Linked DNA regions of Homo sapiens: all the other regions are linked to region 3. A link is a contact called in ENCODE Hi-C or POLR2A ChIA-PET data. All regions are on one chromosome and are shown on one strand. The core of a region is the stretch at or near the end of the contact, and the rest is flanking DNA. Distances in the headings are between cores, read along the strand shown.

Evidence for each region. A loop is a pair of places that touch in the nucleus more often than their neighbours do. ChIA-PET counts read pairs that join two places held with the same protein, here RNA polymerase II (POLR2A). Pooled maps may share reads with other maps.
Region 1: a loop to region 3 is called in a pooled map, with 4 times the contacts of the local background. The contact joins two enhancer-like sites. A Hi-C loop is called at or near these places in 6 of 50 pooled maps. POLR2A ChIA-PET finds 5 or more read pairs at or near these places in 2 of 52 experiments (GM12878 and activated CD4-positive, alpha-beta T cell).
Region 2: a loop to region 3 is called in a pooled map, with 4 times the contacts of the local background. The contact joins two enhancer-like sites. A Hi-C loop is called at or near these places in 6 of 50 pooled maps. POLR2A ChIA-PET finds 5 or more read pairs at or near these places in 8 of 52 experiments (GM12878, HepG2, OCI-LY7 and 5 more).

What each region holds. Positions count from the first base shown.
Region 1 is chr20:5,672,597-5,677,012 of GRCh38, forward strand. No RefSeq gene overlaps it. Among named protein-coding and RNA genes, the nearest start is that of GPCPD1, 64 kb to the left of the region's middle. Within about 2 kb of position 1,880, at least 6 of the 41 ENCODE cell types and tissues checked have a DNase peak (open chromatin) inside an H3K27ac peak, as active enhancers do.
Region 2 is chr20:5,735,875-5,740,492 of GRCh38, forward strand. No RefSeq gene overlaps it. Among named protein-coding and RNA genes, the nearest start is that of SHLD1, 12 kb to the right of the region's middle. Within about 2 kb of position 1,602, at least 7 of the 41 ENCODE cell types and tissues checked have a DNase peak (open chromatin) inside an H3K27ac peak, as active enhancers do.
Region 3 is chr20:5,527,709-5,531,998 of GRCh38, forward strand. No RefSeq gene overlaps it. Among named protein-coding and RNA genes, the nearest start is that of LINC01729, 20 kb to the left of the region's middle. RefSeq lists enhancers at 1,152-1,693, 2,333-2,402. Within about 2 kb of position 2,108, at least 2 of the 41 ENCODE cell types and tissues checked have a DNase peak (open chromatin) inside an H3K27ac peak, as active enhancers do.

The DNA.
Region 1 (4,416 bases), core at 630-3,129, 140 kb after region 3:
CTCTCCGTTAACGCCTGGGGATTACAAGTCAAGATGAGATTTGGGTGAGAACACAAAGCCTAATCATATCAGATCTGTTTTTATTTTATTTTATTTTATTTTATTTTATTTTATTTTATTTTATTTTATTTTATTTATTATTTTATTTTATTATTTTATTTTATTATTTTATTTTATTTTATTTTATATTTTATTTTATTTTATTTTGAGAGGGAGTCTAACTCTGTCACCCAGGCTGGAGCGCAGTGCCGCGACCTCCGCTCACTGCAAGCTCCGCCTCCCGGGTTCCCGCCATTCTCCTGCCTCAGCCTCCAGAGTAGTGGGGACTACAGGCGCCCACCACTACGCCCGGCTAATTTTTTATATTTTTAGTAGAGACGGGGTTTCACCTGTGTTAGCCAGGATGATCTCGATCTCCTGACCTCGTGATCCGCCCGCTTCGGCCTCCCAAAGTGCTGGGATTACAGGCGTGAGCCACCGCACCCGGCCATATCTGTTTTTAAATATACATAATATTGAATTATATCTGTTCTTATGTTTAAAGTACTAGTAGGAAATACCCAAAATATTAATAATCTTTGTAACTGAGGGATAGGTTTATACTTGATTTTTACTTTTACTTTTCATTTATCTGTAGTGCCTATATTGTCTACAATAAACATGTATTATATATTTACTTTTGTTGTAAGGAACAAAGGTTTTTCTAAAAGTGGGGAGTGAGACTTAACCCCTGAACTCCCCCCAAAAAGACCATTGAATTTGTTTTCATGAGAATTAAACATTTCTTGAGTCAAAGACACCAAAAGTGAACTTAACAGCAGATGAACTGAGAAAAAGTATTTACAATGTGCAGAGCAGAAAAAGAGTTTTATTTTTCTGAAAACATTTTTATTTATTTATTTATTTTGAGACAGGGTCTCACTTTGTCACCCAGGCTGCAATGCAGTGCTATTATCTCAGCTCACTGCAGCCTTGACCTCCTGGGTTCAAGTGATCCTCTAACCTCAGCCCCCCAAGTATCGGGGACTACAGGTGCACGCACCACCGCACCCAACTAATTATTTGTATTTTTTGTAGAGACAGATTTTCGCTATGTTGCCCAGGCTCAAACTTCTGGGCTACAGCAATCTGCCCACCTTGACCTCCCAAAGTGCTAGGATTACAGGCATGAGCCACCATGCTTGGCCAGGAAAAGAATTTTAATCATTATATACATATACGTGTGTGTGTGTGTGTGTATACATATATATAAAACAAGTCAATAAGAAAAATAAAAACAATCAATAGAAAATTGAACAAAAGATAACAGCAATTTACAGAAGTTGAAGAAAAAAGTCCAATAAATATATGAAAAGATTTTAATCTCATTAAAAACGAAGGAAATAGAGGTCACAACCATTAATAAAATATTTTTTGCCAAAAAAATTTTTTTTGCTTATCACTTTAGAAAATACCTTAAAAATCACTAGCAATCAGAGTTTGTGAGGATGGTTATTCTCGCTAATAATACCAACCATCTATGTGTATACCTACTGTTGGTGGAACTGAAAATTGGCAGAGCCCTTTCTGAAAAGAACTTAGTGGTATATGTCAATACTTTAGGTATGCATGCCCTATGACACAGTGGTTCCAATTTCAGGTATCTATTCCAGAGAAATATTTGCCCATGTGCATGAAGAGGTGTGTACAAGAAGAGGCATGAGTCATAAAGCACTGGAAACAACACAAATGTCTAGCATGGAAGAATGGTTATGTAAACTATGATTGGTCTGTTCTATTGAAAAACCACACAGCACCTAAAACAATTAGAAAGACCTATATGTGGTGACATGGCAAGATAGAGCAACATAGCTCAGGGGTAACCACTGAGGGCCTGTCTGGATTCAAATCATGTTTCTGAAACTTCCTGTCTGTCAGACCTTGGAGAAGCCGCCTAAAGCGCTCTAAGTTTCCACTTCCCCATTTGTAAAATCGGAAAGATAGTATTATGTGCCTCCTAGGGCTGTTAATGAGAATTAAATGGGGCAATACATGCACTGTGTTTTTTTTTTTTTTTTTTTTTTGAGACAGGGACTTGCTCTATCATCTAGAGTAGAGTGCAGTGGCATTATCATGGCTCATTGCAGCCTTGACCTCCCAGGTTCAAATGATCCTCCTACCTCAGCCTCCTGGGACTGTAGCTGGGAATACAGGAGTGCACCACTGTGCTTGGCTAATTTTTATTTTTTTGTAGAGATGGGATCTTGCTATGTTGCCCAGGGTAGTCTCGAACTCCTGGGCTCAAGTGATCCACCCGCCTCAGCATCCCAAAGTGCTGGGATTAGAGGTATTAGCCACTTTGCCTGGCCATACACAACATTTTGAACTGTGTGTGTCTCACAGTAATTTATCAATAAAAATACAAACTTTTGCATATTAGAGAAAAGCAAGTTGTAGAACACCAAACATGATATCAAAGCCTTAATACTAAAGGTAATATATGTGGGTATGCCTATATATGCATAGAAAATGGCCCAGTAGAAAACATGTCTCATTAATAGCGGTGTTTATTTCTGATAAAGGAAAGGACTGGGATAAGGCTGGGGTAGGAAAGCTGTCATATCAACTCTACACTTCAGTATTATTTACTTTTTTACAGAAATAAATGTAACTTGTTTGCTGCATGCAGGCACTTGCATGCGCACGCGCGCACACACACACACACACACACACACACATATGCATACACCAGTTACCTTGGGCAAGGCAATATAGGCTTTGACTCTAGTTTGAAGATTTCAAGAGTACCAAATGTTTTACTCAAGGAATTTGAGCAATTGTGCAATTTTCAACAGTGTTTTGTGTCTATTTTGGCTACACAGAGAACTTCCTCAACAACATGGAAACAGACGAGTTTAGATTGTAGTTAACAAGAATAATTTGCAGAAATAGAAAGAAGCAAATAATCTGTTCTGTTAATAACACTCATCTGTCACCCATGCAATGCCTTTCACAGTTGACTGAGAGCCAATTTTATCTTGCTGTCACATAGAGTGTCCTTTTTATCATTGCAGTTGCACACTTCCCACAATCTTTAGGCAAAGAGGCGGAACTGCCTCATCTACGTGTATAGAAGTTATCTTGTTGCCCGGGTTGGAGTGTGCAGTGTGCAGTCTTGCCTCACTGCAGCCTTGACCTCCTGGGTTTAAGCAATCCTCCTGCCTCAGCCTCCTGAGTTTCTAGGACTACATACATGCCACCATGCTGGGCTAATTAAAAAAAATTTTTTTTGTAGAGATAGGGTCTTGCTATGTTGCCCAGGCTGCTCTCAAACTCCTGGCTTCAAGTGATTCTCCCACCTCAGCGTTCTAATATGTAGGGATTATAGGTGTCAGCCACCATGCTCAGCCTCTCTTGTGTCTCTGAAGAAGGTGCTGGTGAAGAAAGGATCTGGGGCGTCCCAGGTGAGGGAGAACTTTCCAACGCATGCAATCCATCTTGGGCCTCAGGTGACACCCTTGTATCATTCTGAATTAGGAAACGCTTCATTTTTTTAAACCTCATTATGCAAGGAGAATATTTTTTAAAATATTTTAAGGCCAGGCGCAGTGGCTTATGCCTGTAATCCTAGCACTTTTGGAGGCCGAGGCAGGTGGATCACCTGAGGTTGGGAGTTTGAGACCAGCCTGGCCAACATGGTGAAACCCCATCTCTACTAACAACACAAAAAGTACACTGGGCATGGTGGTGCCTGCCTGTAATCTCAGCTACTTGGGAGGCTGAGGCAGGAGAATCGCTTGAACCTGGGAGGCAGAGGTTGGAGGAAGCTGAGATTGTGCCACTGCACTCCGGCCTGGGCGACAGAAGGAGACTCTGTTTCAAAAAAGAAAAAAAAATGCAATCAAAACAAAAATAATAATCATTATGATATGATACCCATGGATTAACCACTCAGATTTAATGGATTTGAACATTTTTACACAATAGATTCTGGTGTGATTTTTTAAAAAAAGTTTATTAAAAAAAATAAAACTGGCTGGGCACGGAGGCTCACGCCTATAATCCCAGCACTTTGGGAAGCTGAGGCGGGTGGATAGCCTGAGATCAAGAGTTTGAAACCAGTCTGGCCAACATGGTGAAACCCTGACTCTACTAAAAATACAAAAATTATCCAGGCGTGGTGGCACATGCCTGTAATCCCAGCTACTCGGGAGGCTGAGGCAGAAGAATTGCTGGAACCCAGGAGGTGGAGGTTGCGGTGAGCCGAGATCTCACCACTGCACTCCAGCCTGGGCAACAGAGCTAGACTCGGTGTCAAAGAAATAAATCAATTAGATTAAATTTAAAAAAAAACTATGCAACTACAGCTAACTCCTTCCACCCTGTCCCAATCCTTTCTTGTACTTCCTTTTGCAGAGGTAACCAGCTTCCTGAACT
Region 2 (4,618 bases), core at 352-2,851, 210 kb after region 3:
CATAAATAAAGTCAAAAGACAGGTAAATGACTTGGAGGAAATAATTTGCAACATGTATTACATGTGTTATGGATAAAGGGATTAATCCCCTTATCTGTCTATTGAACAAGTTGAGAGGGAGAAATTGGCTGGAGAACAGAAAGGAAGAGAAGGGGAGGGAAAGGAAGAAAAGGGAAGAGAAGGAAGGGGAGAGGAGGGGAGGAGAGGAGAGGAGAAGGAAGGGAAGAAAATGAACAGAGTGAGTATCCTGTGAACATGCTGGGACAGAGGATAGGGCATAGGAAGACAAAAAGGGACTGTCATCAACTTTGGTGCTAAACGAAGGGAAAGAGGAGCAGGTGGCCCAGATCTGGATGGGTTTGGATGTTTAATTGCATGAGGAAGCAAGTCAACAGCTGCGAAGGAGAAGAGGGAAATTTAAAATAATCCTGGTGGAGGGGAGGAGCCTGTATTTGGCTAAAAGACCAGACTCTGTTGAGTGAGTGCAGCTGGTGAGGATGAATTTACAAAGGAGTTGTTGTCCCTATGAGTGACTTTTCCCTGGCAGTTCTTGAGAATAGAGTTATTTGACTTTTTATTGTCTTCTCACGCAAAGGAGTCCCTTCTAATTTGACTTTGTCATTATGGGAACTTTTTCCCTACAGATCCATAAGGAGGAAAGAAATGAAGGGATGGTCAGCAAAAAGCAGTTTAATTACTACTAAAAATAGCATAGGCCGGGTGCAGTGGCTCACAACTATAATCCTAGCACTTTGGGAGGCTGAGATGGGTGGATCACTTGAGGTCAGGAGTTCGTGACCATCCTGGCCAACATGGCAAAACCCTGTCTCTACTAAAAATATAAAAATTAGTTGGGCTCAGTGGCATGTACCTGTAATCCCAGCTATTAGAGAGGCTGAGGCAGGAGAACAGCTTGAACCTGGGAGGCAGAGGTGGCAGTAAGCCGAGATCATGCCACTGCACTCCAGCCTGGGCAACAGAGCGAGACTCCATCTTAAAAAAAAAAAAAAAAAAAGCATAGACAAGGCATGGTGGTTTACGCCTGTAATCCCAGCACTGTGGGAGCCTGAGGTGGGAGGACTGCTTGAGCCCAGGAGTTCAAGACCAGTCTGGACAACACAGTGAAACTCCCTGTGTAGCTAGGCATGGTGGTACATGCCTTGTATTCCCAGCTACTTGGTGGGAAGTGGGGAGGGAGAATAGGGTGGACTGCTAAGGCAGGAAGATCACTTGATCGTGGGAGATCAAGGCTGCAGTGAGCCATGATCGTGCCACAGCACTCCAGCCTGGGTGACACAGTGAAATCCTGTCTCAAAATAAATACAAATTTTAAAAGTATGTTCAATTCATTAAGTTTGTCAAGTAAAACAAGTAAGCAACATCAGACACAGAGAGAGGTAGAAAAACTCAGAAGTTTCTGAAAGGGACATTACGGACAACTGTTAGGGGAAGGCTGGTGGTAAGTTTTTCTTATCACCTTAATTCAGAGGACACTCTCACTACTTTTTGCAACATGGTTGGGTGACTAAGCCCTTGCTCAGAGTTCAAAGTCCTAATGCTATTAATCTCTGAGATGATTCTCTGAAGAGGGTAGGACGCAGATTGTCTACGTCTGAAGTGGCTGTGGGTGCAGAAGATATCTAAACATTTGCAATTTGTTTGTTCCTTCTTTGCCACAACCCCACCCCCACTCCATGCAATCTGCAGATTAAATACACATGAATTGTTTCCTGTTATGAAAATCTCCTCTGCTGGGTGCAGTGGCTCATGCCATGACTGAGATCACGCCATTGCACTTCAGCCTGGGCGACAGGGCGAGACTCCATCCCAAAAAAAAAAAAGAAAATCTCCTCATGCCCAGGGCTCATAAGAATGGCCTTGGGCCTTAGGGGATGGTAAATTACATGCTAAGAGAATGTGAACATGGCTAAGTTATTTTGTAAAGGGGAAAAGGCATTAGGACCTTGGCATCCTTAATGAGAGCAGAATACTGACTAATGCTCCATAGAAAAGATTAGCAAATCTGTAATGACAATATTATTAAAAAGAAAAAAAAAAAGCCAGTCCTCTGGGGTTCAGAGGAAGGAAAAGTCTCAGGTGTCCTGCCTGGAAAGCTATGTCTGCATCTAAGTACTGCCAGAGCCCCAGCTCTGTGGGTCTGCAGGGCTGTGCACCAGAAGACCGAAAAGCTGCTATGGAGTCACTGGTCTGCTTTGATGGGTAGCTGCTGTTTGTTGGGAAACTGCTGTTTTCAGGTAGGGAAGGATGTGATGTCAGGGAGAACCCAGCCAGAGTTGAGATTTCCTTGCTGTTTGAAGGTAGATTGTCAGCGTGGGCTTGTTTCTGTGGGTTATGTTGACCTGGAAGTCTTCCAGCCCTTAGATCCATAGGGCTGGTTCTAGGCAAGAAGGTCTGTGTCTCCCTCCTGAGAAGCCTCCGATACCCCCTGACTCTGGGAGAGACTTCTAGGCATCATTCTAATAACCCAGCTTCAAACTTACTGCCTATGCAGAGAGCTGATGTGAAAGTATTTGCATTTTGAAGGGGGACTCCACAGGACTCAAAGAAATGCATTTCATTTTGTTTTGTTTTAAGATAGTCTCACTCTGTTACCCAGGCTGGAGTGCAGTGGCACAATCTAGGCTCACTGCAACCTCTGCCTCCCAGGTTGAAGCAATTCTCCTGCCTCAGCCTCCTGAGTAGCTGGGACTACAGGCGTGTGCCACCATGCCTGGCTAATTTTTTGTATTTTTTGGTAGAGATGGGGTTTCACCATGTTGGCCAGGCTGGTCTCCAACTCCTGGCTTCAAGTGATCCACCTGCCTCGGCCTCTGAAAGTGCTGGGATTGCAGGCGTGAGCCACCACATCTGTCCAGGAATGCATTTCTAATGGTGGAACTGCAAGTACGTAGAGTGAAAAAGATACTTTGGGCAGGATGTTCTACCCTGTGCTGTTCAAATTACCTGTTAAATAGGAATCAGGTAATTTGTGGGTATTAGTGGGTAGCCACCCACTTCATCCTTTTGAGAGCCTGGCTCTGCCCTTTGGAAGTTTAGAAACATCTGGCTCACCGTTTTTCTGAAAAGTATGCTGACTTCAGTCAGTTGTAAGGACTTACTGATAATGAGTATTTACAACTAGACACTATTAGTGGACAGCAGGTTAAGTGCTTTTCTCTTTCAGAGAAAAGGTTTTATTATCTCCTTTTTTTTTTTTTAGGGGGGGACAGGGTCTCACTCTGTTACCCAGGCTGGAGTGTTGTGGCATGGTGTCGGCTCACTGCAACCTCCATCTCTCAGGTTCAAGCAATTCTCCTGCCTCAGCCTCTCGAGTAGCTGGGATTACAGGCACCCACTATCACACCCAGCTAATTTTTGTATTTTTAGTAGAGACCATGTTTCACCATGTTGGCCAGGCTGGCCTCAAACTCCTGACCTCAGGTGACCCACCCGCCTCGGCCTCCCAAAGTGCTGGGATTACAGGCGTGAGCCACCGTGCCCGGCTGCCTCCTTTTTATAGAACAGGAACAACAGGAGCCCCAGGAGCTGGTGCTGCGGCCTGCAGGAGACATGAAGTTAGCACTTTGCCTCTCTCCTGAGTCTATATGGCCATCCACAACAAAGGAGGAAGCCAATTAAAGATAATAAGCCTAAGGAAAGCGATGTCTTCAGATTATTTTCTACTTCAATTGAGTTGGGGCATCTGAGTTTCTTAATTACACATTTTTCTTTCATTTATGCTTTTATTAGTGATTTTCCATGGCTTGGGCTTTAAGAAAGCCACTTTAGCAACGAGGCACTCTGACACTGGGGTTGTTATAACACACATGAGAGATGTTTCTAAAACACACAGAGGATTTGGGTCACAGCTATTCAGTACAGGGTTGTCTGCTGTATCTATTTTAATGATTTAATAATTAATGAGTTCAACATGCTCTGGTTCAATTTTTTTCTTCAATTAATACTAACTTTCAAATTATTTTCTGAGATTGGGAATAGTAATTGTTATTCATTTTCAGATAATAGCACTCTTCGCAGTTTTTTTTTTTTTTTTTTCGAGACAGAGTCTTGCTCTGTCACCCAGGCTGGAGTGCAGTGGCATTATCTCGGCTCACTGGAACCTCTACCTCCAGGGTTCAAGCGATTCTCCTGCCTCAGCCTCCCAAGTAGCTGGGACTATAGGCACGTTCCACCATGCCAGGCTAATTTTTTGTATTTTTAGTAGAGACGGGGTTTCACCGTGTTAGCCAGGATGGTCTCGATCTCCTGACCTCGTGATCCGCCCGCCTCGGCCTCCCAAAGTGCTGGGAATACAGGTTTGAGCCACTACGCCCGGCTCTTTGCAGTTTTAGTATTTTAATATCTTTTTAGCCAACTCTGCCACATATGAGCTCTGTCACGGCTTATCTATTAATACATTCTCTGCCTCAGTTTCTTCATCTGTAAAAGGGACATAATAATAGTATCTTTTTTTTAAGAGGTGCTGGGGAATGAACCCAGGGAATAACAATATCTTAATCACAGCATTGTAGTGAAGAGTAAATAAAGAAATTCATGTAAATCATGCTCTTATTACAGTTCTGGAACCCTCTACCAAGTTTAGCTATTATTAACATTA
Region 3 (4,290 bases), core at 858-3,357:
AGGAAAAGGAACCCTTCCCAACTCATTCCAGAAAGCAGGTATTACCCTCATACCAAAGCCAGACAAAAACAGTGTAAAAAGACCGGGCACAGTGGCTCACGCCTGTAATCCCAGTACTTTGGGAGGCTGAGGCGGGTGGATCACCTGAGGTCAGGAGTTGGTGACCAGCTTTGCCAACATGGTGAAACCCTGTCTCTACTAAAAAGACAAAATTAGCTGGGCATGGTGGCACCTGCCTGTAATCCCATCTACTTGGGAGGCTGAGGCAGGAGAATCGCTTGAACTTGGGAGGAGGAGGTTGCAGTGAACTGAGCCGAGATTGTGCCACTGCTCTCCAGCCTGGGTGACAGAGCAAGACTCCATCTCAAAACAACAACAACAAAATTAAACATGCAGCCGAGCACAGTGGCTCATGCCTGTAATCCCAGCACTTTCGGAGGCCAAGGTGGGAGTATTGTTTAAGCCCAGGAGTTTGAGACCAGCCTGGGTAACATTGGGAGACCCCCTATCTCTACAAAAACTTTTAAAAATAAGCCAGGTGTGGTGGCCTCCCAGCTGCTCTGGAGGCTGAGGAAGGAGGATTACTTGAGCCCACGAATTAGAGACAACCGTGAGCTATGATCATGTCACTGCACTCCAGCCTGGGCAACAAAGCAAGAACCCATCTCAGAAAGAAAAAAAAAAAAATAAAAGCTAAACATGCAACTACCATATGACCTAATACTTAACTGTTCTCGGAATTAGCCAACAGAAATGAGAACTTAGTTCACACGAAAGCCCGTAGACAAGTGTTTATAGCTGATTTATGCATAATAGTCCCAAACTGGACACAACCCCAATGCCCTTCAGTGTGTGAATGTCCAGAGCAGCCTGGGGACTGACACTGCCACGCTCTTACTTGGAATGTGTGTAGCTTTCCAGAGAATGAGTTAAGGTGTGTGTTGAGGGGCTGGGAGCGAGCAGTGCTGGCACACCAGCAGAACTGAGGAGTTCAGTCTAGAGTTGGTACATCTTGAGCTGAATCTCTAAGGCCTTCAGTTTCCTAGATCTGCTTCCCTCGGAAGCACTTAGGAAACAGGGCCTCCCTCCACAGGACAGCCCCCCGGGTCTGCAAAGGGGCATGTGTTTCCTCCTTAGGCACGGATGTGCCTTGTCCTCTCTTCTCCCACACTTAGAGTAACCTGTGAATAATTTGATGGGTGAAATAACCCACTGTCTGGGACACCATTTTTGGTGTGGCTTTATGGGTGCCTATGTACCGTGTATATGTATGTAACATGTAACCCTGCTCAAAAAGGTTAGAACTCACCCAGTCAGCTAGCGACTCCAGAATAATCAGATACATGTTCCCCCAAGGTACCACAAGATGGCAGCACATGCACACAGCATTTCAAGCTCCTGCACACTGAGATGACAGCAATTAATCTGCCCTCTAATAATGCCTCTGCCATCCTGGAAAGCCCTACACTTAAACGGTCATGATGCCTGTTTCTATGATGATGTGTTGCAAACACACGCAGCATTTCTGAGGTAGATGAAGAGATTCAAAGGGTAACAGGAGATTATGTAGTTCAGAATTCTTCACCTTTTTTTAAAAAAAATATTTATTTATTTATTTATTTATTTTTAATAGAGACAGGGTCTCACTATGTTGCCCAGGCTAGTCTTGAATTCCTGGGCTCAAGCGATCCTCCCGCCTCGGCCTCCCAAAGGGCCGGGATCACAGGCGTGAGCCACTGAGTGTGGCCAGAATTCTTCACCTTTTGGTGCAGAGTGTGTATGTCGCACCTGAAGCCAGAAGTCAACGATACTCGATGAAAGGGTTTGTTCAGCGCAGATGACCTACTTGGGTTCATGGCTTGCATGTGTTATAATTGCTGCTGTTTATTTCCTGAAAACTTAGACGATTTGGGGCACATTATCGATGCCTTACAGGCATGGTCGCATTAAACTTTACTGCAGCCATCTGTCATAGTGATTATTATCCTCATTTTACAGATGGGGAAAGAAAGAATTAGACCTTCAGGCACCTTGGTAATGGCACGCACAGCGAGTAGAGGCAGAGAGAACCTGCTTCCCTGACGGCCCACACTCCCCCGGCACACAAGGCTCCCTCTAGGTGGCGCGCGCGTCTCAGCTTCTACTGCGGAAGTCTCGGTTATGTGATTATGTATACGCTCAATCCTACACCAATTGAGAATGGCCCTTAGCTTGGAATTAGTAAGAACAGTAATTAGCAATTTATTGTCAGAAAAAAGTTCATAAGATTATCGGCCGCAGTCTCTTTGCTGCACATCTTTCTCATCTTGACAGGACAGCCACAGGGAATCCAGGTCTTCTCCACCACCCCAGGCTCAGCAGTTCATGCTTACCCACCCAGCTCAGGCACAGATGCGACATTCAGCTTAGCAACATTCAGCTTAGGATCGGGTAAACAGGCAGAGCTTTCTCTCTCTCTTTTTTTTTTTTTTTTGAGGCAGAGTCTCTCTCTTATTGCCCAGGCTGGAGTGTAATGGTGCGATCTCGGCTCACCACAACCTCCATCTCCCGCGTTCAAGCGATTCTCCTGTCTCAGCCTCCCGAGTAGCTGGGATTACAGTTATGCACCACCACACCTGGCTAATTTTGTATTTTTAGTGGAGATGGGGTTTCTCCATGGTCAGGCTGGTCTCGAACTCCAGACCTCAGGTGATCCACCGGCCTCGGCCTCCCAAAGTGCTGGGATTACAAGCATGAGCCACTGCGCCTGGCCTTTTTTTCTTTCTTTCTTTTTAATGTGGAAAATTCCAAATCCTATCAGAGCATATTTGGCATGTGATTTTTTTTTTTTTTTTTTTTTTTTTTGAGACAGGGACTCACTCTGTCGCCCAGGCTGGAGTGCAGTGGCACAATCACGGATCACTGGAGCATCAAACTCCTGGGCTCAAGCGATCCTTCCACCTCAGCCTCCTGATTACCTAAGACTATAGGCAAGCACCACCACAGCCCCTAGTTTTTATTTTTATTTTTTATTTATTTATTTTTTTGTAGAGACAGAGTCTCGCTTTGTTGCCCAGACTGGTCTTGAACTTCTGGCCTCAGGTGACCCTCTGGGCCTCCCAAAGCACTGGGTTTACAAGCATGAGCCACCATGCCAGGCCTAACATCTCTAATTTTTTAAAATTGTTTTTAACATAATGAGACCGAGCTTCACCATGTTGTCTAGACTGTTCTCAAACTCCTGGGCTCAAATGATCCACCCACCTTGGCCTCCCAAAGTGCTAGGGTTACAGGTGTGAGCCACCGTGCCCAGCCAGCATCTCTAATTTTTGACAAGCAGACTTTTGATATGTGATTTACCTAAGTTGTGTAAAGTTATATTCAACGTTATCTGCCTTTTACAAATCAGGAAAACAGGGTATCATTAACTTTCCTAAGTGATATATTCAGGGGGAAAATGAATTTAGCAAAGTGGAGGTCTTTTGTGTCCTTTTACAGATAGTAAAATAGCATCTAGGAGAATGGGAGGTTGAAGGGAACTGTCATAGATTTGGGGTCAACTGAGGCCAGTTAGTGGCCATGACCATGAGGGACCTTAGGTGCTGCTTGCTTTCCCCAGCCAGGTTCAGCTGTGTGGGTGCAGATTCAGACTTGGAGGTGAGATGAAAATAATAAGAGGGATGTGATGGAGCAAGACAGGGCAAGGGCCTTGAGCACACACAAGGAAGAGATTCCAGCAGCTGACAGTCTCATTACAGCTGGCAGGGCAGTCAGTGAGAGCATGAGATTAGGTGGATCATGAGCAGAGAAGCTGGGATGGATGCACTGGTGGCCTCAGCACAGGGAGGGTGCCAGGGGGAGTGAACAGTGGAGGGGAATGGGACTCATGTCATTTCCGTTATGGAAAGGGTGTCGCTATTTGATAGGAGAGCTCTGGGATATGACCATGGGAATGAAAGGCTGGGGAGATGACAGGATCACTGGCAGGAAACTGAGAGGCCAGTATTTTGGAAATATTATTTACAAAGCTACTGATATCACCAAGGACAGGAAAGTGTTAGAGAAAGTGGCAATGATTCAGAAAGTGAAATCTCCAAGGAAGAATGTTTGTACCCAGGCTTTGGTAGATGAAGGTAACCACAGGGTGTGGGAGAAACAGTTTGTTATGGGAAGGAGGAAGAATGTTCCAGGAAAGCAGCAATGACTGGCAGAAAAGACACTCACCCCACCCACCCCACCCTCAAGCCCACAGATACTCAAAAAGCACAGGGAAGAAAACATTCCCGTTTTGAGAGAGCAGTAGGGGAAGTG